Linked DNA regions of Mus musculus: region 1 is linked to region 2. The links are chromatin loops, found by intact Hi-C in ENCODE. Cell type or tissue: gastrocnemius. All regions are shown on one strand. Links, peaks and the distances in the headings refer to the core of each region. The heading gives the core; the rest is flanking DNA.

The links. Peaks named below come from ENCODE experiments on the same cell type or tissue, not always from the same donor. Only the 100,000 strongest peaks of a DNase experiment are listed, where the experiment ranks them.
Region 1: a loop joins it to region 2, with 2.2 times the contacts of the local background. A loop is called at or near these places in 8 of 42 quality-filtered maps.

What each region holds. Positions count from the first base shown.
Region 1 is chr2:52,379,315-52,394,421 of GRCm38, reverse strand. It overlaps Gm13522 (predicted gene 13522), which reads right to left. Exons shown (of 4, transcript NR_166117.1): 2 at 9,671-9,840; 3 at 7,872-8,008; 4 at 4,114-4,310. Among named protein-coding and RNA genes, the nearest start is that of Gm13522, 8.3 kb to the right of the region's middle. In gastrocnemius, for the core only: no CTCF peak of the experiment used is centred there; no DNase peak of the experiment used is centred there; H3K4me3 peaks cover 859 bases; H3K27ac peaks cover 3,174 bases.
Region 2 is chr2:52,319,120-52,334,226 of GRCm38, reverse strand. Neb (nebulin) reads left to right here. Exons shown (of 157, transcript NM_010889.1): 4 at 3,377-3,418; 5 at 5,309-5,509; 6 at 7,184-7,291; 7 at 7,453-7,557; 8 at 8,426-8,530; 9 at 9,160-9,264; 10 at 14,489-14,593. Among named protein-coding and RNA genes, the nearest start is that of Neb, 12 kb to the left of the region's middle. In gastrocnemius, for the core only: no CTCF peak of the experiment used is centred there; no DNase peak of the experiment used is centred there; H3K4me3 peaks cover 7,923 bases; H3K27ac peaks cover 6,046 bases.

The sequences.
Region 1 (15,107 bases), core at 2,392-10,391, 61 kb before region 2:
ATTAAAAAGTGAATTTTAAAAATGACTCCTCTTTGTACACTGTCTTAGCACTTTTCCAGTTGCTCTGATACTCTGACAAAGGCAGGGGTCGTTTGGTTCCCAGTTCAGGTCACTGATGCAGGGAAGTTACAGATACTCAAAGATCCCATCAAGACAAATGACGCAATCTTGAGCAAAAAAACAATGACGTAGTAGGAGACGTTGCACTGCCTGATTTCAGTTATGCTACAAAACTATAGCAGCTGAAAGCAGCTTAACATTACCAGAAATGCTGAACATTCATGGGGCAGAACTGAGCTCAGATGTGAACCCACATATCCACAGCCAATGGACTTTCGAGAAAGGGAAAGAGGCATTGAGGAGCATCGCCTTCTAGAAATAAACCACGCCCATGTGCAGAGCATGAAGTCAGTCCCTCTCATCTCTTAAAATAATCAACTCAAAATGGATCGGACTTTGCAGGGGGCCTGAAACTGCGTGTTCCTTCCACCTAGAAGGCCCTCTCCTAGTCACACAGAGAGCAGCCTTTCCACCTATAGTCTTGAACACTGAGCTTGACAGTAACACTGGGGAGGCCCTTCCAGTACCTCTGTTCGGTGCCGTACTCTGAGATTCTCCCATGTTTTGACAGGTTCTTCCGTAACCCAGGATGGCCAAAAACTCACTGTGTAGCTGTTTTTGATGTGAAATTGTAACCATCCTGCCTCTTTTGCCTAAATGATTACAGACATCTGCGCCTCCCCACCCCACCCCGTGCCCAGCACGGTTCCTCTATGTTTTAGCAGGGTGCTATAGACAGCATCTTTCGTCAGGGGTTCTGTTCAGTTCAGTTTCACATCAGCTTGGCCAGCATGACTTTCTCTAGGGCTGTCAATGAGCACAAGGCTTGCAGGGGTTGTCCATTTTACCTGCTAGTTAGCACATAAATATCATAAAGTGATATGAGCACTGTGCCTAGCATTGCCTTAGCAAACTGTTCATAGGGCTTTAGTTGTGTCTTGGATATTCCCTGGTTCTTGGTTAAGAGCAGCTAGGTCTGTGTGTTTGTTCAAGTGTTTCCAGCTGAGCAATGTAGCATCTATATTTCATCTATCTTGGGATATATGCTAAATAACATTATACATTTGACAAAATTATTCAGGAAGCTAGGCATATAGCTCAGTTGGTAAGGTGCTTGTCTCCTGTGCAAGAAAGCCAAGTTCAGACCTCAGCATAGCACAAACAGGATGATGGCACGCCCTTGCCGTCCCAGCATTCGGGAGATGGAAGCATGAGGATTAACATTTCAAACCTACACTGGGAGTTAAAGGACAGCCTGGAATACAGGAGGCCCCGTATCCAAAGAAAAAAGATACTAAAACATAATTTGGCAGGTCGTTGATGATGTCACTAATCAGTAGTAGACTGGGCTCACTAATCTAGTATCTTTAATCTTAAAAGGCATTTTAATTAAATTAACTAACTACACATTTTAATTGGTTGTAAGTCATGAGGTGATCAACATTACATGTTAGTTTTTATTGTGTGTGGTTTCTGTTTTAAGGGAAACGATTAGACTTCTGGCCATTCAAGACGCAAGTAAAATCAACTGGGTAAAGAAGGAGTTTTGGCTTAAACTAGCTGTCAACCCTGAGCCCGAAAAAGTCCCATTCAAATTAAAATGTATCCATTAAAACTGTATTTCAAATATTTCTTCACAATGTGAAATGATTTAAGAACTATATGCCTAGAATTGTTGTGTCATTAAATCTACTTTTAGTTAGAAACTGCTTTGTTTGCTCTGGACAAGTGTGAATTATTGGTCCTGGGTTGGAACTGGTCCTGATGGGGGCATCATCCTGCTGCATAGCCTAGAATGGCCCTGACCTTCCTTCTGCATCAGCATCCTCTCCTCAGCCATGGGATTATAGGGATGCACCACAGGCCTGGCTTTATAGTAGTTGTTTCTTGAAAGAGAAATAAGAAATAGAAAAGGAGATTTACTAAGATAGGAATAATTGATTGAAAATGATTGGGCCAGGCATGGTGGAGCACAGGTTTAATCCCAGCTCTTGGGAAGGCAGAGGCAAGCAGATCTGACTTTGAAGCCAGCCTGGTCTACATAGCAAGTTCTAGGACAGCCAGGACTATATAAAGAAACTACACAGAAAAAAGACAGAACATGTTTACTAATCTTGTGTATATGCTCGTACTTTGGGTTTATTTAATGACATTTTGGTGATCAGTTTTAAAGAGTGAATAGTAATCACATTTTTAATTGGGAAGGGGGCTATTTTTCACACTGTAAAATCACTTGCTTGTTTTTCCTTGGAAAAAAAATCAGGCCCATTTAAAGTTTAAAGGACTGCCATACCAATTTTACCAGATAAAAAGCCTCATACAGCCAGGCGTGGTGGTGCATGCCTTTAATTCCAGCACTCGGGAGGCAGAGGCAGGCGGATTTCTGAGTTCGAGGCCAGCCTGGTCTACTAAGTGAGTTCCAGGACAGCCAGGGCTACACAGAGAAACTCTGTCTCGGGGGAAAAAAAAAAAAAAAGCCCTCTTACACAGATGAATCTTTATACAACATTCTTCATGATAAATATAAACTATTTATTCTTTATTCAGTTATTTATTTTTTGCCTCTTAAAATAAATGTCAACCCATCTACTTAAGTTAGTGTATAGACAAGGGCTTGTAGGGAGTGTCACCAGACAGCAGTGACTTCTCTAGGGTGGATACAAGGCTACCTTTTGTCTCCTGGTCTGGGTGAAACCGGTCTGTAGTCCCAGTACTCACGAGTCTAAGGCAGAGCCATGAGTTCAAAGCTATATTCTGTTACATAAAAGTAAAGTATGGTCACTTTATTTCACAACTTATTCCAAATATTTGAGTACATTATCAAGTTTATATAAAATAATTTTATTTAAACAATTTACTATAAATTTACTATTAAACTATAACAAAGAGACCCCATAAGAATGAAAAGAGTATAATGAACAGGCACATAGGTAATAATATGCTTTATTTGGAGCTGAGGGGGGTGCTTTGAGATAGGCTTTCTAGTGGTTCTGGCTGTCCTGGAACTGGCTGTGTAGACCCTGCTGGCCTTGAACTCAGAAATGGCTCTGTCTCTACCTGAAATATGCTTCTTACGATTTTTCCGCTCTGACTTCACATCACTAATTAAAATTCATATGCTCTCATAGCATGTGTCTGCTCATAGCAGACAGCAAGCTAACAGTTTAGATATTAGTAATACATGTTTTTAAACTGAAACAACTTACTTTAAAGGAGGAAGTCAGACATTTTTGCTAAGCATTGATTCTGCTTTGCTGATGGTGGGAGGACAGGAAAAGCCGTGATGTGAGGTATCTGCCAGAGAAAACCACTCAGACATGGGCTCAAGCCAAGAGAAAGTCTTAATTAGCCAACCAACAAATAATGGGAGTACAGGACCCAAGGGCAGACACAGGTTTTTTTCATGGTGGGCTTTTAAGCACAAAAACACATCCTGGGTTGACCCACTTCTGTTAGTTAAGATCAGCCAGAAGCAGGATTACAAGAGCCAAAAATCAAGGTCAGTACATTTAGGAGTTTCCCCAGGACTATGGACTTGGATAGATTAGGACTTTGTTCTCTTTTCTAGTAGGTGCTGGGTTCTAAGGCCTGGAGAATGGTACTTATCTCATGGTGTCAGTTGTGTGATGGTCTGCGGGCCTGTTAAGTTCACGGGACAAGTAGCAATAGCATTCTGAGGGCTGTGAACAGATGTCACTGTGCTCTGCCTGTGTGAAAAGGAGCCAAACTGTGAGGACTGAAGTCTTACTCAAGGGGAGAGTGCCTGTGATGTCCTTGCCATAGACAGTATGTCCTGCAGCTGGCTCTGTCACTCTAAGAAAAGGCTCATTTAAAAAAAGATCATGAAGTAATTTTTAGTTCAGGGGCTGTATTTTAAGGGAGATGAGCCTGTAGTTTACTGATTAAAGTCAAAGGAAACCTTATGGTTACCCTTTTTACATACATACATACACACACACACACACACACAGAGAGAGAGAGAGAGAGAGAGAGAGAGAGGGAGGGAGGGAGGGAGGGAGGGAGGGAGGGAGGGAAGGAAAAAAGAGCAACATCTTCATTCTTCCATGTCCTTTATTTATGTAGCCTGCCTCCAGCAGGTGTGACGCAGATTAAAGATGGCTCTTCCCACTTCACGTGCTTTAATTAAGGAAATCCATGCACAGGTGTCCCCAGCTGCTTGGGTTTTAGTTCCAGATGTAGTCAAACCGAGAACAGCCACCACTGCACACAACTAGAGTAGCTTGCACAACCTACAATGGGAATTCAAGAGAAGGTGCAAGAGTTGGAAGATTGCTTTCACAAAAAATGCAGATGGAACTTTTGGGCAGAGGGAGGGGAAGATTTTGATGTCTAGAACTGAAGCCTACATTGTTAATCTCACTGAAAACAATAACGAATTGGGTTTCAGAAGTATTAGTTTTTAATTGTTAGTTCCTCAGTGTGAGGCTATCCCTCTGTCTTAGGGTTTCCATTGCTGTGAGAGACACCATGACTACAGCAACCCTTATAAGGACAACATTTGTCTGGGGCTGGCTTACAGGTTCAGAGATTGAGACTATAATCATCATGGCAGGAAGCATGGCACCATGCAGGCAGACATGGTGCTGGAGGAGCCAAGAGTTCTACATCTTGATCTGAAGGGAAACAGGAAGAGACTGTCTTCCAAGCAGCTAGAAGAAGGATCTCAAAGTCCACCCCCAAAGTGACACCTTTCCTACTCCAGCAAGGCCACACCTCCTAATTGTGCCACTCCCTGGGCCTAGCATATTCAAAGCTGGAGTCAAACTGTACCCTCTGCTTGGATGAGGGGTACATTAAGGAACCAACACCCTGGGCAGAATTCAGTGTGCAGCTCTAAGGGCAGCATTATAACTGCAGCAGCATTGTAACAAATAATTCTTGATACGATTCTATCTTCTAGCATATTCTTTCCCCTTTCCTTGTGTTCAAAAATGTGTCTTTTGGGGATCACAGAGATGTGATAGGCACAGCATTTTATTCATATCGAAGAAAAATTTACCAGGCATTTTTATACCATCCCTTCTCCGTGCCTTGTGTTTGGGCAATGCTAGGGCTCAATTCCAGGGCTTTGTGCACATTAAGTATTCATTCTGTAATCCAGTCCTAGCCTCCAGTCTAGGGTGAGGGATCTAGAAAACCATAACACTTGTTTCTCAGGCTGCTCTATATGCTGGAACAGCCTTGGAAAGTTAAGTGTACACAGTGCTAATGTGACAGGGGATGTTAAGGACCACTGATGATGGGAATTGCTACCTAACACCCTGAAGTGGCCTGGCTTTCTGTCCTTGTGAAATGGGCCATCCCTCTGCCGTATTGGGTATCAGGAGCAGGCAGGCTCTTCTGCTCTTCTTTGTGCCTCCTGACTTCTTCACCCCTCTGACAAGGACTTGTGAAGTGCCCACAACCTTGCCCATTCAGGGTTTACTTTTCTGTGACCTTTCGACCCATATAGCCAATATAATTTCCAACATATACTCCATGTGCTCATGGCAGCTCATCTGGATTCTAAGGCTCAGAAAGAGGCTTAGAACAGTGGTTGGTCCTCAACTTGTAGATTATGACTCCCTGGAGGGGGTGATATATCTGATACCGTATCAGATAGTTACATTATGATTCAAAACAGTAGCAAAATTATAGTTATGAAGTAGCAATGAAGCAATATTATGGTTGGGGGTCCCCACAACATGAGGAATTGTATTAAAGGGCAGTGCCATTAGGAAGGTTGAGACTCAATGGTTGTAAGCTGGCCAGCCAGACTATCTGTATAGACAAACTCTATGTTCAGCTGAGAGATGAATAAGACAGAGTCATCAATGAAGAGTCCCAAATAAGACTGGGAATCTGAATCTTGGGTTTCCACGTGTATACATATACCTTCTTACAAATATGGGTATACCTGTATACACATATACATATTTACATGAAGAAAGAATTATAATAATCACGGTATTTGGTTAATTCATATAGGGAACAGATCAAGAAAGGACTATGGAAGGAGGTGGCATTGGAATTGTGCCTTAAAAAAAATTGATAAGGTTAAAGGGGAAGGAGGTAAATCTTTCTGGCAGAGAAACCATATACAAAGATAAACATATACAAACTATGAGATGAGCCGGTGTATCCCGAGAACGACTGGCAGGGTGAGCGGACAGCGTTGCAGGGCTTAAGGCAAGACTGAAGATGCGCTTAAACTGTGCTAGCTTTAAAGAGAAGAGACTTGAGAAGTGTTTAGGATGTAGGTCTCTCCACCTCAGAGGAAGACATGATCTGCACAGGAGGAACAGTTAGCTCAGAGAGGCTCTGGGGCTGCCAGACTCCATGCTGAGAGAACAGCTCTACAGAGGCCTCCAATGCAGCAGGAATAGACAAACAAAGCCAGGCATGGGAAAAGGAGGGAATTTAAGTTTTTAAAATGAATTATTATATTTATTTACATTCCAAATGTTGCCCCCCACCTCCTGGGTCCCTCTCCCAGAGTTCATCACCTCCATCTCCCCTCCCCTTTGCCTCTGAAGAGGGTGCCTCACCAGGGAATCCTCCCTTCCCTGGGGCATCAAGTGTCTACAGGATTAGGTGTGTCCTCTCCCACTGAGCATGCTCTGCACATATGTAGCAGAGGAATTTAAAAGTGAGACATTTTGAATGCAGTTTTGCATAAGCCAAACCAAGACTCTAAAACGTGCTTCCTGGGTCAGACAATCCCATCATTCTACAGGCTATTGTACCTGCTATCTTGGAGTCTACGACACGCGATGGCCCAACAACTGTAGGCAGAGAATTCTGGGAAGAGTTAGAGAGAAGTTCAGAAGAATTGCGCCTGAGAAAACAAGTAAAGTTCTTACCTGGCACTTTGGAGGACCCAAGTTCAGATTCCTCAGTGCCTACAGAGAAATCGAGGCACGCTTCAATCCCTGTACTGGGTAGAAGGCACTCACTGGCCAGCCAGAACAACTCACTGGTAGGTTCCATTGAGAGATCCTGACTCAAAAAAGAGTTGATGCTATGCTGGTTCATATTTATTGTTCAGTTGCCGCCAACTAAGTTAACTGGGACTAGGAAAACTCAGTTACTTCCACCAGATTTATCTACGGCACTTCTGTGTCGGGTTTGTTCTTGATTGATAGTTGATGTAGGCAGCACTGTGGGTAGTGCTGCCCCTGGGCAGGCAGTGCTGGGTGCTCTAAGAAAGCAGGCTGAGCATGAGTCAGAGAGAGCAAGCCAATGAGCAGCACTCCTCTGTTATTTCTGCTTTCGGTTCTTGCCTTGGTTTCCCTATCGGCTGTCACCTGTAAGGTGAAATCAACCCTTCCCTTCCTGGGTCACATTTGGTCATAGCGTTTATCTTAGCAACAGAAAGCAAACTAGAACAAACAGATGGAGCCTAAGGAAAGACACCCCCAAGACTGTCCTTGACCTCCAAATGTGGAAGCCCTCACTTGCATACATGTGAATATTGACATATGGTCAGAGGTGTGGACAGGGAGGGGGGAGGAAGGGAAAGAGGAGGAGAGGGAAGGAAGGAGAGAAAGAGGAGAGAGAGAGAGAGAGAGAGAGAGAGAGAGAGAGAGAGAGAGAGAGAGAGACGCTCCTGAGGCTGAGGATATAGCTTAGTCAGTAAAGTGCCTGTCACGTAAGTATTATGACAACCTCTATGTAAAAACACGTTGAGTATGGTGACAAGTATCTGTAACCCTGGCATGGAGGGCAGGGGTCAAAGATAAGAATCCCTGAGCTCATTGGTCAGCCAGTCTAGAGCTTATCTTGAAAAAAATAGTAAGTTGGAGAGATACCTTCACGTGTTTCATGCCTTCATGTGCATTTGTGCACACATGGGCAACATGAAAACCAGTCGTTGACAAATAACCAAATGAGAATCTGGGACAGGATGCGCTGAAAATCTCCAGAGAGCAAACCTTGACGTATTTGCCTGTATAAAAAAAAGGAACGAAGGGCATTCCTAAAAGGAGTCCCTAGTTAGAATTGTCACTGCTGTTTGGAATTGTTGGAATCAGACTCTGGCAGCAAAGAGGCCCTCCGCTGTCTCTGACTGAGCTTGTTTACACCACGCCCTCCCTTCCCCATCCCTTTCTGGGTCCGGCTGGCCCTGAGGCTCTATGACCTAGAGAGGGAAGAAGAGCTAAACAGCCAAGAGGAAAAACTGCAGCCTTGAGAATAGCAACGGGAGAAGCCATTCCCCCAAAGAGCTTGCTACTCTTTCTTCCGTGGGAACAAGAAGTCTAATATGCCCTTTTCTTCCTTGTTCCTTCAGAGCCAGCCAAGAGCATTAAACATGCTCTCCCTGACATTCGACTTCCTCAGTCTTTCTTTGAAGATTCTGAGTCCCTCTACCTAGCAGCAGACCTCCTCGGAGGGGCTGGCCTGGGAAAGGCTCTCTTCCTTTTCTCGCTCTTCCTCTCCCGGCAGCCGTCTATATTTATAGCTTGCCTGACAGATTGTTTTTCTTTAAGACGCCAATCAAATGGTCCTCAAGCCTTCTTTTGAGTCTGTCTTTGGACTCTTATATTAAAAAGATAAAGAAGCCACCGAAGGCAACCCCAATTCCCCCGGTAGCATGTGGACACCAAAATTGCTGAGAGTAAACCAGACAAAGAGTACAAAATTTGTAAAAACTTCTAGAAAATGCCAAGCTATCTACAATGCTACAGAGCAGACTAGAGGTTGCCAGGGTATGAACCCTGGGGAGGTAAGGCTGGTGAAATTATCAAGAGGCCAAGGGAAACCTTTGAAGAGAAGGGATATATTTGTTATTTTTATTATAATGATGGTTTCAAAAATATATACCAACTCAAAACTGTGCAAAGTGTACAAATTATTGTATATCAGTTAAACTACATCAGTGGCTGTTTAGTAACAGTAATATAACTTTTTTTTTTTTTTTTTTTTTTTTGCAAGGGCATAGAAAACACACCAGCCTGGTCTACAAAGTGAGTTCCAGGACAGCCAGGGCTAGACAGAGAAACCCTGTCTTGAAAAAACAAACAAACAAACAAACAAACAAACAAAACAACAACAACAACAACAAAAGAAAACATACCAGTGTCTTCCAGGAGCTGTAGAATTAATTGACAGATGTGAGTTAATTAGAAAATGAGACAGTAGACATTTCTCATGGAGGGATCATTCACATTCATTTATTGTAGTGACTATATGTCTATGTCTGTCAAAGTTCACAGGAATATACATTAAAAAGTATATGGCTTACTGTTATTATAAAACATACCTTAATTTTAAAAATGGAAAAGATAAGCAGATAATTCTACAAACACCAGATTTTTAAAATTAAATTTCTACAGCATAACACATAGATGAAACTAAATATATAAATATTTCCAAATAAAGTAATTGCTTATTTGTTTAAAATCAAAATATAGCTATAAAAACTCTTTAAAACTATTCAATTCCATCAAAATAAGTAATGCCTATTTGGTCAAATGGGTATTTTCCTGAAAATGAAATATGTTAAAGTCCCGTCTCTCTTTCTGAATGATTCTTCCCTTATTTTGACCCTTTCCCCATCTTGGAGCCCTAAAGAGTAGAAAATCTGAGAAGCAAGATGAGGGGCACACACCTGTGGTCTCGTAGCTTTTCCTCATGCTGAGGATGTCTGTCTGTCAGTACAGAAGGACTGCTTCTATTACCTTCACTTTCCACAGAGATTCTGGACTTGGGAAGGTGTGGAGACAGACGTGTCCTCTCATGGTCTTCCAGAGTTCCTAAGGTTTCTTGGTTCTTTGCCTCCTGGGAGCATCATAATACCATTTCATGTTAGCTTAGTAGGAAATAGGGAAACAGATCATTTGAAGTCATGCAACTGTGATGGACTGAACAACGTTCTATGACTAAGTGGTATGTGCAACAAAATATAACTTAAGGTTTGCCTTCATTTCTCAATAACACTTGAGTAACATTTGTCTTCTTTAGACAGTCTATCATCTGGAGGTGGCTTTGGGATCTGATCTTCCCTTACGTGTCTGTTTTTGTTGAGTTTCCTGTAGCCCAATTTATGTACATTAAGCAAGAAAGTTTATCTGCCTCGCAATCTGAGATTGAAATTCATAATTTCAGGAAAATCCAAGTGTCAGGAACTTGAAAGAAGTAGTCACATTACAGCTACAGTCAAGAGCAGGGAACTATGGATTAATGCACACATAGTGGTTGTGATGGGTTGAATATGCCTGGCCAAGGGATGTAGCATGATTAGTAGGTGTTGCCTTGCTGGAGAAAGTGTGTCATTGTGGCTGTGGACTTTAAGACCCTCATCCTAGCTCCCTGGAAGCTAGTCTTCCTCTGCAGCCTTCAGATGAAGATGTAGAACTCTAAGCATCTCCTGTACCATGCATGCCTAGATACTGCCATGCTCCACCCTGATTATAATAGACTGAAACTTTGAACCTCTAAGCCAGCCCCAATTAAATGTTGTCTTTATGAGAGTTGCCTTGGTCATAGTGTCTGTTCTTAGCCATGAAACCCCAACTAAGACACAGGTTGGTACCAGGATTGTGGTATTGTTTTGGTGGGCCTTACTATGCTTTTGTTTGGAAGAAAGTAGATTTGGGGACTTTAGATTTGGAAAGCAGTGGAATTGCTTTAAGCAGGACTTAATGGACTATCCTAGTAGGAATAGTTGCTGATGGTCATTTGAACTGTGGAAGCCTGACTCTAGAGCTTTCAGAGGAGAAGAATTCTAATATGTGGCTAAGAGACTGTTCTTGTGATATTTTGGTGAAGAACGTGGCTGCATATTGCCCTTATCTGTAGAGTCTACCTGAGGCTAAGGTAAAGAGATTTGTATTAATTGCATTGATGAAGGAAGTCTCAGAAAAGCCCAACAAAGACTTTGTTCTCTGGTTAAGTCTCATGAAGAGCTCTTTGAACAAGTATAGCAAGCCCAGAAAGGAAAAATATTAAATATATGGTTTGAGTATTAAAAGGGCACCAGGAAGTGAAATGGAGCAGAATCCTGTGTTCAAGGATATTAAATTGAACTAAGGGAGTGGTGATCTCAGGGCAAGATCCCACCCAGCTAAGCCCATTGTTTGTGTTTGCAGTTGCAAATGAAATAGTTTGGACTTTTAACCTGGAAAGAACTACAATACAGGAATGGATGGCATACTTGTGATCCAGATTTTGAGGCTGGATGACATAGGCTTTTTATCCGGATCTTGAGGAACAGAGACCATGAAAAGCTTTGGCTCAGGCATGGTGATACACACCTTTAATCCCAGGAGACAAAGTCAGGCAGATCTCTTGAGTTCAAGGCCAGCCTGGGTCAGAGCAGGTTCTAGGTAAAGGAAAGCCTAGGTCCAGGCATGGTGGACCATACCTTCAATCCCAGCATTCTAGAGACAGAGCCATGCAGACCTCTGAGTCCAAGGTCAATCTACAGAGAAAGTTTCAGGACAGCCAAACTTAGGCAGTGAGGGAGTTGGTAAACAGAAAGTGGTAGTAGAATAAGAGGGGCCATGTTCCAGACCCAGCAAGCATCAGAACTCAGCAGCTTTGGCCATGTGGCTCTGGATTTAGAGTCAAGAATAGAAGGGACTACTGGGACAATTGATGCTGGTTAGCTGGAGTTAAGAAATGGCAGTGATTAAGAAGAGACCAACATCACTGAGGTGAAATCTTCTGGGAAGTTTTTTTCTGAGAGCACAAAGAAACTGTGTTCGAAAGACAGCCAAGGTTGTACCATGAGCTGCAGCTAGACTTGGTAATGTGTAAAAATCACCCAGGTTTTGAAGATATGAATGGGGTCATGGAGAGCAGCTGAGGCTTGGCACTGTGAGAGTCCATGGAAGGCCATTGGTGAAAGTGCAGCCTCAGTTGTAGTTGATGGTCCAGGACTAATGGGGTCACGAAACGGAGTTGAGGCTTGGCACCATGAAGAGAGCCTATAAGAGACTATTGGTGAAGCCTAGTTGCAGCAGAAGACCCCAGTGTATTGGAGATGCCAATACCATGGGATGATCACCAAGAACAGCAGCAACAGTGTAGTGGAGTCAGCCAGAGACTATAGTGCTACTGAGGGTAGAGCTGGAGATATGACCTAAGCCCTTTGGAGGAACCTAGAAGATCATGTGTGGATTCCAGACATCGGGACAAGAAGTTGTGAAGTTGAAGTTGCATTGGAGACACCAAGATGTTTTAGATGCCAGAGCCATGGGTTATCTGCTGAGGAAAGCTGCTAACAGGGAGTAGGAGCAGTCCAGGAAAAAAGTTTGTTGCAGTCAGCAAAGATGAAAAAGGAGTTGGATATCTGAAGACTGCTTTGACATCAGACATGGAGATGTAGAGTTTGGAGTTTGCCCAGCTGGTTTGCTGTCTTGTTTTGGGGATTGCAGTTAAGTGATTGGATGAATCTCAGAAGAGACTTTGAACTTTGGACTTTTAACATTATTGAGACTGCTATAGACTATGGGGAATTTGGAAGTTGGCCTAAATGAATTTTTATTATGCTATTGCTAGGTATGGCCCCTATAGACTTATATGTTTGAAGAAGCCTATGAGAGTCAGGGAGTGGAATGTGATGGTTTGAATATGTTTGACCCAGGGAGTGGCACTATTGGTAGGTTTGGCCTTGTTGGAGGAAGTATGTCATTATGGATGGGGGCTTTAAGACCTTCATCCTAGCTCCTTGGAAGCCAGTCTTCTCCTAGCAGCCTTCAGAAGAAGATGTAGAATTCTTAGTTCCTCCTGCACCATGCCTGTCTGGATGCTGTCATGTTCCCATCTTGATGATAATAGACTGAACCTTTGAACCTGTAAGCCTGCCCAATTAAATGTAATCCTTATTAGAGTTACCTTGGTCATGGTGTCTGTTCATAGCAGTAAAACCCTAACTTAACTAATAAGTTCTCAGCTCATTAAGACGAAAGGATGAACCATCCAGAGACTGCCCCACCCGGGGTCCATCCCATAATCACCCACTAAACGCAAACACTATTGCATACACCAGCAAGATTTTGCTGAAAGGACCCTGATATAGCTGTCTCCTGTGAGACTATGCCAGCGCCTGGCAAATACAGAAGTGGATGCTCACAGTCATCTATAGGATGGAACACAGGGCCCCCAATGTAGGAGCTAGAGAAAGTACCCAAGAGCTGAAGGGGTCTGCAACCCTATAGGTGGAATAACAATATGAACTAATCAGTACCCCCCAGAGCTCATGTCTCTAGCTGCATATATAGCAGAAGATGGCCTAGTTGGCCATCATTGGGAAGAGAAGCCCCTTGGTCTAGCAAACTTTATATGCCCCAGTACAGGGGAAAACCAGGGCCAAGAAGTGGGAGTGAGTGGGTAGGGGAACAGGGCAGGAGGAGGGTATACGGGACTTTTGGGATAGCATTTGAAATATAAATGAAGAAAATATCTAATAAAAACAAATAAATAAAAAATAAAAATAAATAAAAATTTAAAAAGGGGAAAAAAAAGTTCTCAGCTCACTTATTCCATACTTATACAATCCAAGATCCCTCTGCCTAGCGAATGGTGTCACACACTGGGGCATGTCTTCCCTCCTCAGTTAATGCAATCTAGGTTATCCCTAATAGACATATCTACGGGTCAACCTAATGGAAACAATCTCTTCTTGAGACTCCCTTCCCAAGTGACTTAGATTGTGTCAGACTGACAATTAAAACTCACCATTACAGTGTCTGTGCAGTTCATCTGACTTAAATGCCTAAAAAAAGGGGAAGGAGCTTTGAAAATATAATACATAGTTTTAAAAATGTAACATGTGAATCGTGACCTTGGGCAAGCTGACAAACTTTTTGACCTTAACTTGTTCCATAATAAAATGGAGATATTAACCAACACCTGCCCCGATTTGATGTGAGAATTGATGAGGCCATCTCTCTGTTTCTCTTACTCTCACCACCACTCAGCCTTTGAAGTCCTTTGTTCAATAATGTCACTGAGACTCTGGTAGGGTTTTAGGGTTTTGCCTGGTCCTGTGGTATCCTGAATACTGCTTACCCTTCCCTTCTTGAGTTCACTTAGGAGAACTTCAGGATTCTCCGTGTGGCTTGACTGTTTTAGGACCCAGATATGAAACGATTGCTTTTATTTAAAGATGAGTAAAAACAAATTTGAATAGCATTATTAGGTCCTAGGCACACAGAGGACAGAAACAGTGCCAAGAGGAAAATGGCACTTTGGAGCTCTGAATAGACAATGTCTTTATTTGGTGCATGTGTTTGAAAGCGTGGTCCTCAGCTCATGGTGCTGTTTGAGGTTATGGAACTTTTAGGGCGTGGAGCCTTGCCGAGGAAGTCTGCCCCTGAAGGTGGATTTGCAGTTCTGTAGCCTATCCCTACTTCCTGTTACCCCACACCAACTTACCCATACCCATCCCTGCGTACAGAGGGACTGGCATCACTCCTGCTTCCTCAATGCCGGGCTAGCCTCCCCTGTCTTGACTACCATGTCATCACCACCAAAATGGCTTCTGAAGTCAAATTGGCCCCTTCTCCCTTAAACTTTTTGCTCAGGGCGTTCTACCTCAGCAACAGAAAACTGATCTAGGCACTACACTGCAATCCCTTTTTTGATCATATGATTCCTACATTTTTTTTTCTTGAATCTAGAGTCTTAGGTGAAAAAGTGTAGTAACCCAGGGGACTGCTGTCCCATGCACGTGTGAGGGGCGCTACATATGTGACTTTACATTGTTTATCGGCCACATTGAAATGTGTAAGAGAGTAAAATCAGTTTTAATATTTTACTTTTCTGATGCCATAGTTCTGGGAGGAGTGTTTTTTATTTTTGCAGGGTCGTGAGCATGCCAGACAAACACTCTTTTTTTTTTTTTTTAGATTTATTTATTATTATATCTACACTGTAGCTGTCTTCAGATGCACCAGAAGAGGTCGTCAGATCTCATTATGGATGGTTGTGTGCAACCACGTAGTTGTGAGCCACCATGTGGTTGCTGGGATTTGAACTCAGGACCTTTGGAAGAGCAGTCGGTGTTCTTAACCACTGAGCCTTCTCTCCAGCTCCCAGAC
Region 2 (15,107 bases), core at 3,306-11,305:
AACAACACAACAAACAAAAGCCGGGCTGTAGGTGCAGATAGGTTTTACTTTACCTTTTAAAAGGATTGCTTTCCCACATCCCAGCCCCAGCGATCAAAGGGCCCTAGGCACGTTTCCCAGCACCTGCACCAAGAGAGAAGGAATCTGCTTCAATTAGCTGAATTGCATAGGGGAGGTGTTACACACAGGAGGAGCCATCTATGAGCCGCTTGTGTGTGTGTACACGTATGTGTGTGTGTGTGTGTGTGTGTGTGTGTACTCCCATGATTTCACTGATACACATGTGAGCCCATGAAGGTCAGAGAGACAGCTGGAGCCACTTTCCCACCAACTCCATCATACTTAAGTAAACAAGATGAGCTTTTGAATCTTGACTGAGAACTAAGACTACAGCAGCTATCTTGAAAACGTCCTCCCAAGTCATTGGTGGCCTCCTGGACGTTTTGCAGAATTAATGTGTACTTCCTGTTAGTGTCACATTGTTGTAATCTCAGTGTTTCCTTTCCTTAGCAGCTCTTGCCTTTATCTTCTAGAACAGAAACCCAAAGGCTTGAGGCTAATCTGTGTTAATATATTGCTATGAAATTGAAAGTGCCTAAAAAGTTCCAATTAACAATGATCTAAACAGATGAAAATCTGTTGATTTTTTTTTTTTTTTAATGATTGAAATTAACTAGAAGAGCTGTCCCAAACAAAACTCTGGATAAAGGTGCTAGAATTTATACTTGCTAATCAATCTCTATTTAGGCAAAGAAAATTTTTTATTCTATAAATAAAATTACCGTTATTACTGAAGTATATAAAAACCAAGCTGTATCTGACAGAGGTAGTGAGTACCTCTCTACTCCTATGTCGGTGGCTGCAGCTTCTCATGAATTGCACCATCACTAATGAGCATATTAAAGTAAGTTTGGAGAAGTCAGAACTATCCCTATTAAATAAGCACACTATAAATTAGTAATCATGAATAATTTCTTTCCTGTTATGATAATCAGAGGAACATTTTCAAGTCTCCAGTCAGACTACCTTAGCCTTTAAGTGTTTGTGTAAAGTGTTTAAGGGCATTGTGTTAGCCTTGATTGAGCCAGCTCGTCACGACAGTGGAAGGGGCTATTTTAGGCATTCCAACCTCGCTCTCTTGTTCCCATTCCTGCTTGTGGTCTGACTAGCACATACTAACTAATAGATCGCCTGTCAGGGAGTGTTGAACTCTAGTCTCTTTGGTCTCAGAAAAGATCACAAGCATTGGGTGGTTGCAGATCCAAGAGGATTGGCTCAAAAAGAGTAGCCAGTCTCAAATCCATGGCTCTTGGATATCTGAAATAAAATATTGCTGGCACTGTCTATATGGACTGAAATGAAGAAGGAGAAAGGAGCAGTAACGCACTGCCTGATTAGCAGAATAACTCTAAAAGCATGAGGTTTGGCATTCAAGTTCATACCAAGCACTTGGATGATGTTGTAGTTTTTGTGAGCTTACTTCCAAGACAGATTTCCCCATTGTGAGATCCCAGAAAAGGTGAAACCACATTGCTCACAAAAGCTGCTTTTACTGGGATGTTAAGAAAATCTAAAATCGATGGGAATCATCCATTGTAGTTAAATATTTCTTTGCAGGCTACTCAGGCTCTGTGTGACCAATGGAATAGCTCCATTTGACCTCAGTGCTAAACAGTAGTACTACTTAAAGTGGCTAAATGGCCTTTGTCCTGCGCTGAAGTCACAGGGGTAAAGAGCTCTCCTCTGTCCTGAGAGCACATGGCGCCTATTACTATATATAAAGATGCGTGCACACAAAAATTAAATTTTAAATGGAAAATAAGTACAAATGTAAGGAACATTAAGTGAGCTTTATATAGTTAATGACCACGGTGAATAGCTCAGCAGGCCTGGGGCAAGGAGAGCTTACTGAACCAAGGGCAGGAGAAAGTAGGGCGCTGAGGAGAATTTTGCTTCAGTGTCTCTGCCCCACCAGCCCCCGTCTCAAAAGCTTCCCTGACAGAAATAAAAGAACATCAGCATAAAATTCCATCCTTGTTTTTTTTTTTTTTTTTTTTTTTGGATTGAGAAAATGAGCCAAGTACTTCCTTTCCATCCCTTGGTTGAGTTCGTTGACCCACAGAAGCCATGCCTGCCGTTTGCCCAGCAGCACTGGATGAAGCTGGGGCAGGATTCCACTCTCCTTAGGCACCAGAGACAAAATGTCAGCCAGTTCCTCTCTGCATCTATTTATTCCTCATGATGTCAGAGAACAAACCTGGAGTGGGTTTCAGATCCAGGCTGCAGGCCCAGTGGCAAACTGCAGCCTCACTTTCCACAGTCCCATGAGGTGCCTTTCCCTCCCCTTTCTTCCTATGACCTACACCAACTGAACCTCAGCAACTCCCCTTTCCCCACAGATATTCTACCCCAGTTAAGCTAGTGAAGTCACCTGCTGCTTCAGCGGAGGCAAGTGCTGAGTGGGATGTAGGCTATACTGTATTGAAAAAGAGGCAGCCATCACTCCAGAAGACACTCGTAGTAATCCAGGGGAGATGGGAACAACAGATGTGAATATTAGTAGACATTTGCTCACAGTAGGTTTGTGTTTTGTTTTATAATCGGTATCGGTGAGTCCTGTAGTAGCTTCCCTTTGTATGCCCACCACACCCTGAGTCCTCTCCCAAGCAGATTCTCTTAGATATGGTGCTGGTTAGTTTTTGTCCACCTGAGAAGAGGGAACCTCAGCTGAGGAATTGCCTCTATCAGATTGGTCAGTACGCAAGCCTGTGGGGCATTTTTGATTAATGATTGCCGTGGAAGGACCTAGCCCACTGTGGACAGGGCCATTCCTGGGCAGGTGGTCCTCACTTGTAAAAGCAAGCAGTCTGGGGGGCATCAGTGAGAGCAACCAATAAGCAGTGTTGTTCTTCCATGGCTCCTGCCTCTGCTCCGGATTGAGTTCCTGCCCCGACTTCCCTGGATGGAACTGTCATGTGACGTGTAAGCCAAGTAAATCCTTTCTGTCCTAAATTGCTTTTAGTGGTGGCGTTTTCTCACGGCAACAGGAAGCAGACTGGGACAGAAATTCTAAGGGGCAAGTGTTTCTTGCCCCAGGAAAATAGCTTCCAGTGACTAAGAGGCACCTCAGACCCCTCATCTTGCTGGACGGTGTGCAACTTCTTGCTAGATCTGATGTGTGCATTTTTAGCTTTACTCAAACTTCCTAAGTGAAAATAGATCCCAGAATAGGAACAGGACGTTACCTCCTTCCTCCCTGCAGATATTCCACATCCAGTCAGCCAGGGAGCAACCTCACAGGTTCAGTGGCAGCAGGGGAGGGCTGGCTGCTGGCTGTTCTACTTGTCTCATAGACACTCTTGTGCTCTGTTTACAGTACTACACAGAGGAGACAGTTTACGAAGAGGTGCCAGGAGAGGTAAGACTCAGCACACACTTGCATGAACCGATTCTCATTAGAGAAGAGCTTCTTTCTTCCCTCAGAGACAGAAAGATGGCGAAAGGGAGTCTCTTTAGGGTGCTCACTCTCCCGTGCTCAGAAGTTGGTACTGCAGAAGATGGCCTAGTCAGCCATCAGTGGAAAGAGAGGCCCCTTTGGTATTGCTAACTTTATATGCCCCAGTACAGGGGAATGCCAGGGCCAAGAAGTGGGAGTGGGTGGGTAGGGGAGTATGATTGGGGGCGGGGGAGGATATAGGGGACCTTCAGGATAGTATGTGAAATGTAAATGAAGAAAATATCTAATAAAAAAATTAAAAAAAAAAAGGTTCCTGCTGCCAAGCCTGATGACCTGGCCTCAATCTTGGAGAGCCAAATGATAGAAGGAATAAACCAATTCCCAAAAGTTGAAAAAAATAAAAGAAAATAAAAGTCCACACTCCACATTTGATAGGCTAATTCACATGTTTTTATACTCTGCTAAGCTCAGATGGCTAGAAAGGGTTCCCTACTGCATGTGGCATGGTTTACTTGTGCGTAGATACGTTTGAATGAAGGCCATGCCAGTGACTCCCTTTTCTCCTACACTGTCACACGAGGGATGCCTAGGACTTGTGATTGGCACAGACTCACAGTTTCACTACGTAAAGTTGTAACTTGCAGGGTAAAGTCTCTGCCACCAGGGATGGTGCTCCTGAGAATTCCAAGAAAAGGCTTTTATTTTCTTGTCAACAATCCCAAGTTGGAAATCCCCCTGCCTCGTACTTTACTTTCTGCATGGAGTTGTTTCTCCTTGAGCATGGCACATACTAATCAAAGCAGCAAACTGTGACACTTATGCCAAGAGCCCGTGACCTTGGAAGTTTGATTGGTTCCTCATGCCCAGGCATGCTTGAGTAATAATAGGCAGAGTTTAACCAATTAACAGTGGGACTTGTCAGATTTACAGTCGCCTTATCAGATTTCTCTTCCTCTTGCTGGTGCTAGAATTCTGCTTTGGACTGGAGATCTTTGTCTTGAAGGACATGATCTTCCACAGGTCTTTGAAGCCTCTGTGGCTCACCGTCTTCCCCTGCGTCCCTTACTCCTAACCTTGAACTACATTCCAACTTTGAATCTTAGCGTTTCCGTCACAGCCTGCTGTAAGAAACAATGGCTTCCCAGCTACTGCTTAGCTAAGACTGTTGAGAGGATACTTGTTCATTATGTCGCCACCATTGTTCTGGTCCCCGGCAGAAATGGCGGTCTAGTTCAGATTCATGAACTAAGTCGAGAGAATAATACAAATCCTGATGTGATTCATTTTGTAAGGTTTTGGGTTTTCCCCATGATATACAGAATGATGAAATGCCTATAGGAATTGCAACTGGTCTTTCTTAGCCACTTAAACGTTAAGATCAAGAATTTAAGCTTTATTTTTAATAGCCTTTCATTTCCAGGTCTCCTTTGCTTTTTCTTGATCTAAACCACTTGAAACGATTCTTATTATTTTGTTTTATGTTGACGATGCTGGAGGTGGAACATAGGATCTTGTACATGCTAAGCAAGGGCTCTACCATTGAGCGACAGCCTCAGCCCTCACTTAAGAAGACATGATTAAGACTCTCTAATTTTTTTTAAAATACTCCCTCAAGATATTTAATGAGATCTCTGAAAATACAGGTTACAGGTGATGTCTTAGTCAATATCTAGGCTATACATGGTACGTGTCTTCATATGGATGTATGAATATAATACGCATTTTCCTGCTTTGGCTTGTTTTGTATATGGAAAAGGAGCACCGGGGATGTCAGAATGACTGAAATTAGAACATTATACACCAAGGTCACTGTGTTAGTTTTTACTTCATAGCCACGTGTTTTATTTTCAGACAATTACAGAAGTCTATGAGACCACAACGACAAGGACATCGGACTATGGCCAATCAGAAACTGCCACACCAGCGCTGGCACAGCCACAACCAGCAAAGCCGGTGGAGCGGAAGAAGGTCATCCGAAAGAAGGTGGACTCGTCCAAGTTCATGACCCCCTACATTCAACACAGTCAGAAAATGCAGGATCTTTTCAGCTCAGTAAGTTAAGCACCACCTCCTATGCAGTTGTATGACTGAGAAGTTACTGATCAGTTTTGTAGAAATGTGCCTTTTATGGGTGACTCTGGATTGTTGAGTAGCTCACCCAAGCCACTGCAACATCAGGATGAACCCTTGTTGTTACCACAAGATGACACAGGAGTTAACTATAAAACACGTGTTGCATAGCCAATCCAGAGCAACAGAAACACGAATATTTTATTTCTTTACTTATTTACTGGAAGTCTGTTCATAGAAGCTGAGTTGTACAGATAAACTGAGTACAAGAGCCTTGTAGGGTATCCAATGGCATGGATGATTATAAAATGGTTTTCAAGAAGGACTTGTGATTCAGAAAACCAAGATGAGACTGAACTCATTTGAAAGTGAGGATCAGAGCATTTAAGGGTAACCCAGGACCATGAGGTTTCTGCAGAGCTGCACAACCAGTTTGCCTACAAGATTTAAAACTACTGGTGCTCAGAGCATTCCTGCTTAATGTCTGAGGCTCAATCTGGTACAAAAGGAGTCTTCAAAGCTGCCAGGTGTCCTCACATGTACCCTGGAATGAGGATGATTGAAGAGTCAATGTTCTCTGCTTCTTACAGTCCCACCACAGTCCTGTAATGGGCAGTGCCTGCCAGGACAGAGATACACCTATTTCAGTAGATCTGATTTGTTGATTTCCATGTCAGGCTAAGATCTCTCTAGGGAGCTTGATTCTATGTGGTCTAGATGCTTGGAGAGATGTGCTGTTCAGGGGGACATCATGTTATGTGGGACCAAAACCAAGACCTAAAGTTTCCATGTGTGACTGGCCTCTAAAGATTCGATTTTGGTTGTATTAATTCCTGGAGATTATGAAGTAAATTTCTAATTTGGATCTTTGAAGGATTCTAAACAAGACCTTCTTGCTTCCTTCTCTCTACAGTGTTCAATAAAGACAAAATTATCTCATTAATTTATTGCCATATAATCTCACTAATTTGGACTTTAGGAACCTGGAATTTCTGATATTCTGAGTGGAGTGCTGGCACCCCCCCACACACACACACCCACACCACAGACTGCCAGTGGCTGATGTCTAAATAGTCAGTGTAATTTAAATTGTTGACTATTCAAGAATATTCTTTGAGGGCCTTGATAGTTATAAACGATGCATATTATTACTAAAGCAAGGATTCACTGAATAGCTAGCAGAAATAATAACTTTGCATATCATTATAAAATAGTCCATAATTTGGGCTTCCCATTAATTCAGCTGGCACCATGGCTTTGTAACCACTGCGGTTCAGCTGCAGCTTCTAAAGTCTGTCTGCGTTGTATCAGCAATTAAGTCTTTTCAGGCCCAAGTCATTTTCTTGAATAATCTATATTCAGGCTTTTGTATATGTGTGCAACCTAAAAAAAAAAATCAAGAGAATTATTTTCGAGCATATCCAAGACAATTGTCTGTAACAACACTCCAGGATCCTATCCTGTTTTGGAGGAACAATTTACAAATCTATTTTAGTTTTTGCTGAGAGGGTATGGGACAGAATGAAAGCTGTTGCAACTGATAATTGTTATTCCTTAAAGGATTTTTTTAAAAAATCAGATGAGGATGTGTGTGCTGCCTGAACTTTCTGCTGCTGTCTGGTCCCGTTCCAGGCTAATATCTAGTATTCTTTTCAGAATAAATACAAAGAGAACTATGAGAAAGCAAAGGGACAGCCATACGCCATCACAAGTGATACTCCAGAACTTCGCAGAATCAAGAAAGTCCAGGATCAACTCAGTGAGGTGGGCTTCATTCCTCAAGTAAAGGAGGTTCTCTGTGGATCTTCCTAGCTAAAATTCAGGCTTCTTTGCTTTGTGATGCAAGCATACAGTCTTTGGCTTATAAGAGCCTTAGATGTATGTCCATGCTGGTTGTGAAGTTCAGTCATGTGTTGTTTCTGCAGGTTAAGTATCGAATGGATGGAGATGTTGCTAAAACTATCTGTCATGTGGATGAAAAAGCAAAAGACATTGAACATGCTAAGAAAGTGTCGCAGCAAGTCAGCAAGGTAAGGTCATGTTGATGAGTGGCCCTGGGATAGTCAACAGCATGCGTAGGGTCCATTTCTGTGTGGATTGAGTGCCATAATCCTGCTCACAGATTATGTGAGCGGGATGTTTACATGGAATAGCAGGCTTCACAGAGGACTGAAGTGGCCTGTAGCTTGCTGGGGATGGATTGAAGATTTCTTGACTTGCCTGAAAAGGCATTTGCTACTCTGTTGGGGGAGGGGGCAGGATGCTGCAAAAGTACAGTCCTGATATCTTGTCTATTTGTTTGTTTATTTATTTATTTACTGCAAGATAAAAGCCAAGATCTTATTTGCTGTTTAAACTTTGAAATAGATTTGTAAGTTATCAGTTGTTGCCATTGAAAATCAGAAATTTTCTTTCTCTTTTTCATTATTCTTTTGTGAGTATTCCTTTTTCATTAATTAATTAATTTTAAAAATTATTCTCTCATATATTACATCCTGACTACAATCTCCTCTCTCTCCACTTCTCCCAATCCCCAGCCCAGATCCACTCCTCCATTTCCCTTTAAAACAAAATCAGGCCATCTTGTTTGTTTTTAAAGGGGTTTAGAAAGCAAAAGTTTTATGAGAAATTTCCAAGCTCAAATGTGGGCAGCTAATTAAAGGGTTCTAGACTATCATGTAAGTCAAAAGAAAGCTGTATTAATTAGCTTATCACAATCTTTGAAAGAAATTGAAAATCAGAATCAGAAGGTGTTGTTGTTGTTGTTGTTGTTTAGCAAAAATTTACTGATGCTGAGAAGGAATACTAGGATGTTAGCATGGTCAACACTTTCCTAGTTGTGTGCAGCCAACTTCACTGCTCTGTCAAGCCATCGTTGTCCATCTGTTCTCTCTCTAGGTTTTATACAAGCAGAACTGGGAAGACACCAAGGATAAGTACCTGCTTCCCCCTGATGCCCCTGAACTTGTCCAAGCCGTCAAGAACACAGCCATGTTCAGTAAGGTGAGGAGGGCTAGCTCTGTCTAATGTCCCATTGCACACTTCAAGCCATAGCTGCTGAACTTTTGACAACTTGGAGCACAGCTTCTCTGTGTTTCTGCAAGTAGCCTCAGGGCTTGTGTGGGACTATGGCTTGACCAGGAGGACCCTCAGACCCTGTTGAGGATCATGCTTGGGCAGGGTGGCTGAAAGTCCCTGGAGAACCTGAACAACGTGTGGGTGGGAACATAACATGGAGAGAATCAAGACGCACCAGGGAACTGATTAGGGAGTTGACCAAGCAGTGGTTGGTTTGTTTCTTTGTTTGTTTAGATTGTCAGTTTTTCTTTGGATATCCCTGGCTGTCACCCTAATTAGCAGTTTGTTTTATGATAGAACTTCCCTGTTCCTTAGGCAGGAGGCAGGTAAAGTCATAGATAGTAGACAGCATCTAAAAGTACGACTTTTTAGAGGTAGGACAAGCTACTAACAAAAATAAATAACGTGGACCAATGGAGGAGGGAGGTTGTCTGTGACTTTTCCTGACCTCGGCTCTCACCTTGCTCTTGGTGCCTCATGTCATCGATGCAGTTCAAATGGTATATTTCATGTATTGCTTGTTTTCTCACCACTTCTTGCTCTTCTCTGATTAGAAACTGTACACTGAAGACTGGGAAGCAGACAAGGCATTGTTTTATCCCTATAATGACAGTCCGGAGCTGAGAAGGGTAGCCCAGGCCCAGAAAGCACTGAGTGATGTAAGTGAAATACACTGGGTACCATCTGAATGTGGGGTCGGGAAAGCCTGGGCCACGTCTTTCAGTCCTTAGGAAAGATCCAAAGTCATTATTACAGAGGACTATATCTACAGTCAAAATATATTATGTGTATTTATCTCAGCAATAATTTATACTTTATATTAGATATAATTTAACCCAACCCCTTCTTCCTTCATGTGAGGAACCTAAGCTCATACCAGTAGTGGCAGAGTCTAGACTTAGACCCCAAGACTAATAATGTTCTTCCCACCAAACCATATATCATTTTCTCCCTTGGCTCGGCCAAAGCTATTCTGTGGTGATTGAGGAGTGGCATTTTTTAAAAACAGCCATTGGAGTCACATCCCTCCCTTTGAAAATGTACTAAGGGAACATGGTCACTTCAGAGCATTTATCTCTGTCCTACCATCCGCCATCGCCTGAATGGGATGTTTCTCTCTACTGCCTGGGGATGCTTGAAACCTGCTTGCACAGTTTATCCCACTGAGAGAGAGAGCCTGGAAATGCTTTGTGTAGGGGCTATTTTCAGAGTTAGTAAAAAAAAAAAAAATCAGCAGGCCACTTGCCAGGATTTTATGTCCTAGGTCTTGAAAACAGTGTACTAGAGGAACTTTAAAAGACCTTAAAATCTTCAGCCCTGGAACCAACCATGGCAGAGTCCCATACCCTTGTTTTGAGGTTTTTGCTTTGTTTTGTTTTCCTTCTTGGGTTTACTGGAAGTCTTCTAGACTTACAAAAGATCCAGGCTTTGGCAGAGAACTATCTTATGAAATGGCCTGTTACCTGGTATTCAGTTGTCATCCAGAGGAACTCAATGTAGACTTAACAAAGCAGTGAGACTTACACAAGATTTACTTCCAGTTAATGCTAGGATCCCGGATGAATCAACATCGCCATTTTATGATGTCTTTAACTCCGAGGTCTAATGTTTGCTGCCTTTCTTTGCTTTGACCTGCAAATTTTAATGGATTTGTTTTGACCCAACTTTTGATTAAAATTCAACTCATATCAATGTATACTTCCATAGGGCAGGTTAGGAAAGAGATCAAAATGGAACTTTGAAGCCACCTAACACACTGTACCCATTTTAAAATATATGCACTTCCTGCTTCTCTTTTAGGATAAAAATTTTGGGTTTGTATCTCACAAATTCACAATTTTGTGATGAGGTCATATTCTGGCTGATGAAAAACTTATAATGGTATCTATGGTTTTTAATTCAAGTGAGTGAATGGATTGTATAGCAAAAAAAAAAAAAAAAAAAAAAAAAAAAAAAAAAAAAAAAGAAAGGTAAATGAACAAATAGCCAATAGCAAGTGGATAGCAGAACATCAACTTGGGTGCTTACAACACAGAGCAGGAATGACTGGGGAAACCTGAAGCAATTATGCTGGGTTCCCAATGGAGAGTGACAGGCAGAACGTCTTCTCTCTGAATGAGCTCCTGGCTCCCTGTCCCCACTGCAGGCATTTCATACCGTGCCGTAGGTAACAGTAACAGTGGTTGGAAATGGATTACCGTCTGCCTGTTCAGAAGGAAGCTGTTTGATGTCCTGTTTTCTTGTCACAGTGTCAAGGGCTAGCCTGTCCCTGGACAAGGAATCTCAGAGGACATGAGATAAATGCTCTTAAGTCCAAGCCAAGCCTTGTTCATAATACAGGTCCTTATCAAGTAATAAATAGCTATGTATTGAAAGTTTATTGTATATGAATTTATAGCAGAACAAGAAAGTTCATCCTTTTCCTTTAAAATATCATACTGGCAGGATAAAAGTATTATATGTCAAATAAAAATAAAAAGACCAGAAATGTCTGCTCGTTGCTATGAGAAAGGTCACACAGAAGAAATGATGGAAATCTGGGTGATGATGAAGAAAGACATTTCAGGCTCAGGAACCACTTAATCAACGGGAAAGGGCCACATGAGTCTCGGATGTTAGAGAACGATAAAAGTGGGTGCCTCATTTGTAGGGTTCTTATTAAATTGCTAGAGCAGGACCTTAGGAATCAAACTGGTGTACAAGTCTGGGCAATAAGTCAACATGAGGTGCAAGTGACGACAAGAGGCCAATGAAAGAAGAGTCTGAAGAAACTCGTGATAGACCAAAAGAAAACTCAAACTTGTGACTATTCATAGAACTCTAATTTGGCAGTGCAGATGTAGCAAAGGGAAAGAAAGGAACCATAAGATAATAAATATTAAGTGTTAATGACAGTAGATATTGGAGACAAAGGAGAGAACGAAGCCATGGGAAAGTTATTACCACATAACACATGTACTTAGACATATGTATTATGGAGAAAGAAACAGACATAAAACGACAGGGAAAGTGTTTGGATCGAGGCATTCTATGGATAAAGTAGATGTTGAGGCTATGAAATCCTCATAGACATGAGATCAGGATAAGAACTTAATGTTTAAAAGTCATCAGGGTAAATGTGATAGCTGAAGACAAGAACCTTAGGAGGGAAGCAGCAAAATAAGTCAAGGACAGAGTCCTGGAGAACACTCAACTGCAGGACACCTAGAAAGGAGCCAGCACAAGACGAGGGGACAGAGAGGCTGAAGGGGAGTCTGAAAATGCCATGTCATGTAGGCACAGGGAGAGTTGTCCAAGAAGACCCGGTCTGCACACCTCTCTTTTCCACAAAACAATGACTAAGAAATGTTTCCATACCACTTAAAGTTGGCTGTGCCTTTGAGATATCGCAAAAATGAAAACAAAAAAGAACTTACAAGAATGAACTAAAAATGTCCACTCTGACTCTGCAGTTAGGAGACAGCTTTATTTTTATTGCTGACCAAGTATGCACCAAGTATCATATTACTAGTATGGCTATTAATACTATTGTTAGCAACATGAGCTTTACAGTCTCTAGCTCAGAGCTGTTGTCTACAGAACATATTCCCATGTGGGCACGTAGCCTTCAAGCCGGGGCCTTATATTAGTCACTCTTGTTCTCTCTCTACCTTATTTATGCATCTTATTAAATACTACTTACCATGTTTGGATTAAGAATGTCTTTAAACTGATCTGGAGCACAGAATTCTAACCAGCCAGAACTCTGAGCATTGTTTCTGAAAAAAAGAGATTTGGTGATCTGATTTCTCAGGAACTTTTTTTTTTAAAGATTTATTTATTATATGTAAGTACACTGTAGCTGTCTTAGGACACCCCAGAAGAGGGCATCAGATTTCTTACGGATGGTTGTGAGCCACCATGTGGTTGCTGGGATTTGAACTCGGTGAACTTGGGATCTTCGGAAGTGTTCTTAATCACTGAGCCATCTCACCAGCCCTCTGAGGAACTTTTTGACGAGTTGTCACACTTGATAAGCATCTCTCCTGTTTGAATGCTACTCTCCCTAAGGACTTAGAAGTCATGGAAAATTCCACTTTCCCTTTACCTAAAATAAAGTTTTTATGTACTTAAATTAAGCAGGGGGATGTATACCTATCATCTACTTTTTTTTTTTTAAAGATAAGTCTTTTATATCTCAGTTAACTGTACTAAGTTAATACTATTTATTTATTTATTTTAGATATTTTTCTTAACTTACATTTCAAATGTTATCCCCTTTCCTGGTTTCCCCTCTGAAACCTCCTATCCCCTCCCGCTCCCCCTTCTCACTAACCCACCCATTCCTGCCTTCCTGGCATTCCCCTATACTGGAGCACAGAACCTTCACAGGACCAAGGGCCTCTCACCCCCATTGATGACCAGCAAGGCCATCCTCTGCTGCATATGCAGCCATGAGTCCCACCATGTGTTTTCTATGGTTGGTGGTTTAGTCCCAGAGAGCTCTGGGGATGCTGGTTAGTTCATATTGTTCCTCCTATGGGACTGCAAACCCCTTCAGCTCCCTGGGTTCTTTCTCAAGCTCCTTCACTGGGGACCCTGTTCTCCATCCAATAGATGGCTGTGAGCATCCACTTCTGTATTTGTCAGGCACTGGCAAAGCCTCTCAGGAGACAGCTATATCAGGCTCCTGTAAGTTGATACTATTAAGAGACATTTAGACCAGGTATAAGATAATTGTGGTCTTGGAATGAGCCAGTTTATTTTCTAACATAAATAAGAATATTGTCATGTTGAAGTGAAGGTATTGTGTGATAGAAGAGTGGGAAGATGACTTCCAGTCCAGTTTCTGCTGGAGTCAGTCCCTGACCACTCCCACTAGTTAGAAGATTCAGGAAGGCAGGCAGAGAGGAGAGATGAGATGAAGGGAGTCTGTGATTTATATGTACCAGACTTCTTTGTTTTGTTTTGCTTTTTTTTTAAAGACAATAGAAGCTTTAACAGGCTGAAAGGAAGGAGGTAGTAAGGAGTGAGAGGCAGAAGCTGTGAGACATAGCAGGGACAGTTGATGGAGGAGCCATGTACAAATGGCAGGAGAGGGGATGGTAGAAAGCTCAGGAGGCCCCTGAGGACTGCTTCTTAGAGCCCAAGCAGAAGGTCAGAGGTAAACTGTAAGTCCAAAGCCCCTCCTTTCTCCACAAGAGAGACCACTGGAGTAGAACAGAGTTCAAGACCTGCTTCTGGGAGCCTGGACACATCATGGGATACTCAAGTTTCACTGAAGACAAAGTGGCAGCTGGACATCATAAAGTCATAGAGTGGTAGACATAGAGCCCCAGGCAAGTTCCAGTTCACAGAACCAAAAATTGGGTAGACGACCTATAGAGTTCACGTTAGGTGCTTGAAGTCTTACTCCCATACACCTTGTTTCTATGCCCTTCTTAACCCCACTTACAATGTTAGCATCATCCCATCGGTTAGTGTGTGTGATTCTCCCCTGTACCACTCAGCATCCTGGGTCAGAGAATAGAATGATATGTAATTAAGTTATCTAGAAGTGGGCGTGGCTAAGTAGGTATGAAGAAAAGACAAGATTGAGAGTGGAGGATGTTAGCGAAAAGAAAACTTGCCATTGCCAAGGATGCTATGAAGACAGATGCAAAGAAACAGGCCAAGGACCAAGAATCCTTGAGAAGAGAGAAGACTCAAACAGAAATGAGTGAGAGTCCTGAGAGGCAGGGCGTGTAAACCAGGGGACAGTCGAGGCTCAGTAGTGCACAATAATTAAATGTGAGAGACAAAACATTGGCGTTGTTAAAAGGGCCAAGGAGCAAGTGCAGTATGAAAAATGAGGGCTGATTTTCCAGATGCATATGAGCATTCTTGCCTTTTACTTTTTGTCAGATTGCCTACAAAAAAGGACTCACTGAGCAGCAAACTCAGTTCACGTCCCTGCCTGATCCTCCTGAGGTCGAATTTGCCAAGAAAGTAACCAACCAAGTGAGCAAGGTAAGCATAGAGCAGTGGGTGGGCCCTGTCTCTCTTGGCAACCTACTGATGGTGAACTGAAAGAAGAAACAGAAGCACCAGGGGTATGATTGCATATGCCCTGCCTCCCTCCCCCCCCCCCCAAAAAAAAACCCTTTACACCAAAAACAGCACATGTGCTGATCACATAAATGGCTTCAGTGGTTAGTGAACTTGGTGACTCAGTGATTTTTAAATGTCACAGTCACCTCTTGATAAGGCAGCTTATTGGCTTATAGCCACTTGACATTTTCCGAGAAAGATACCCAGGTCACTGACTGACTAAGCTACACCCTCTGTGGAGGCTGCGGTTTAACTTGGGGGATGGGGAGACACCCTGGCAGTCTTATGTACACTCAGTCAGATGTGGACAGACTGCATGAGTGAGCTCTCAGACAAGGCTCAATGGCCAGTGGTGGGGCCAGCACTTTAAGAGCTTTGAAACCCTAGCAAGCTGCTGCTTTTGCCTATATTTAGCCAGATAAAGTAACACAGA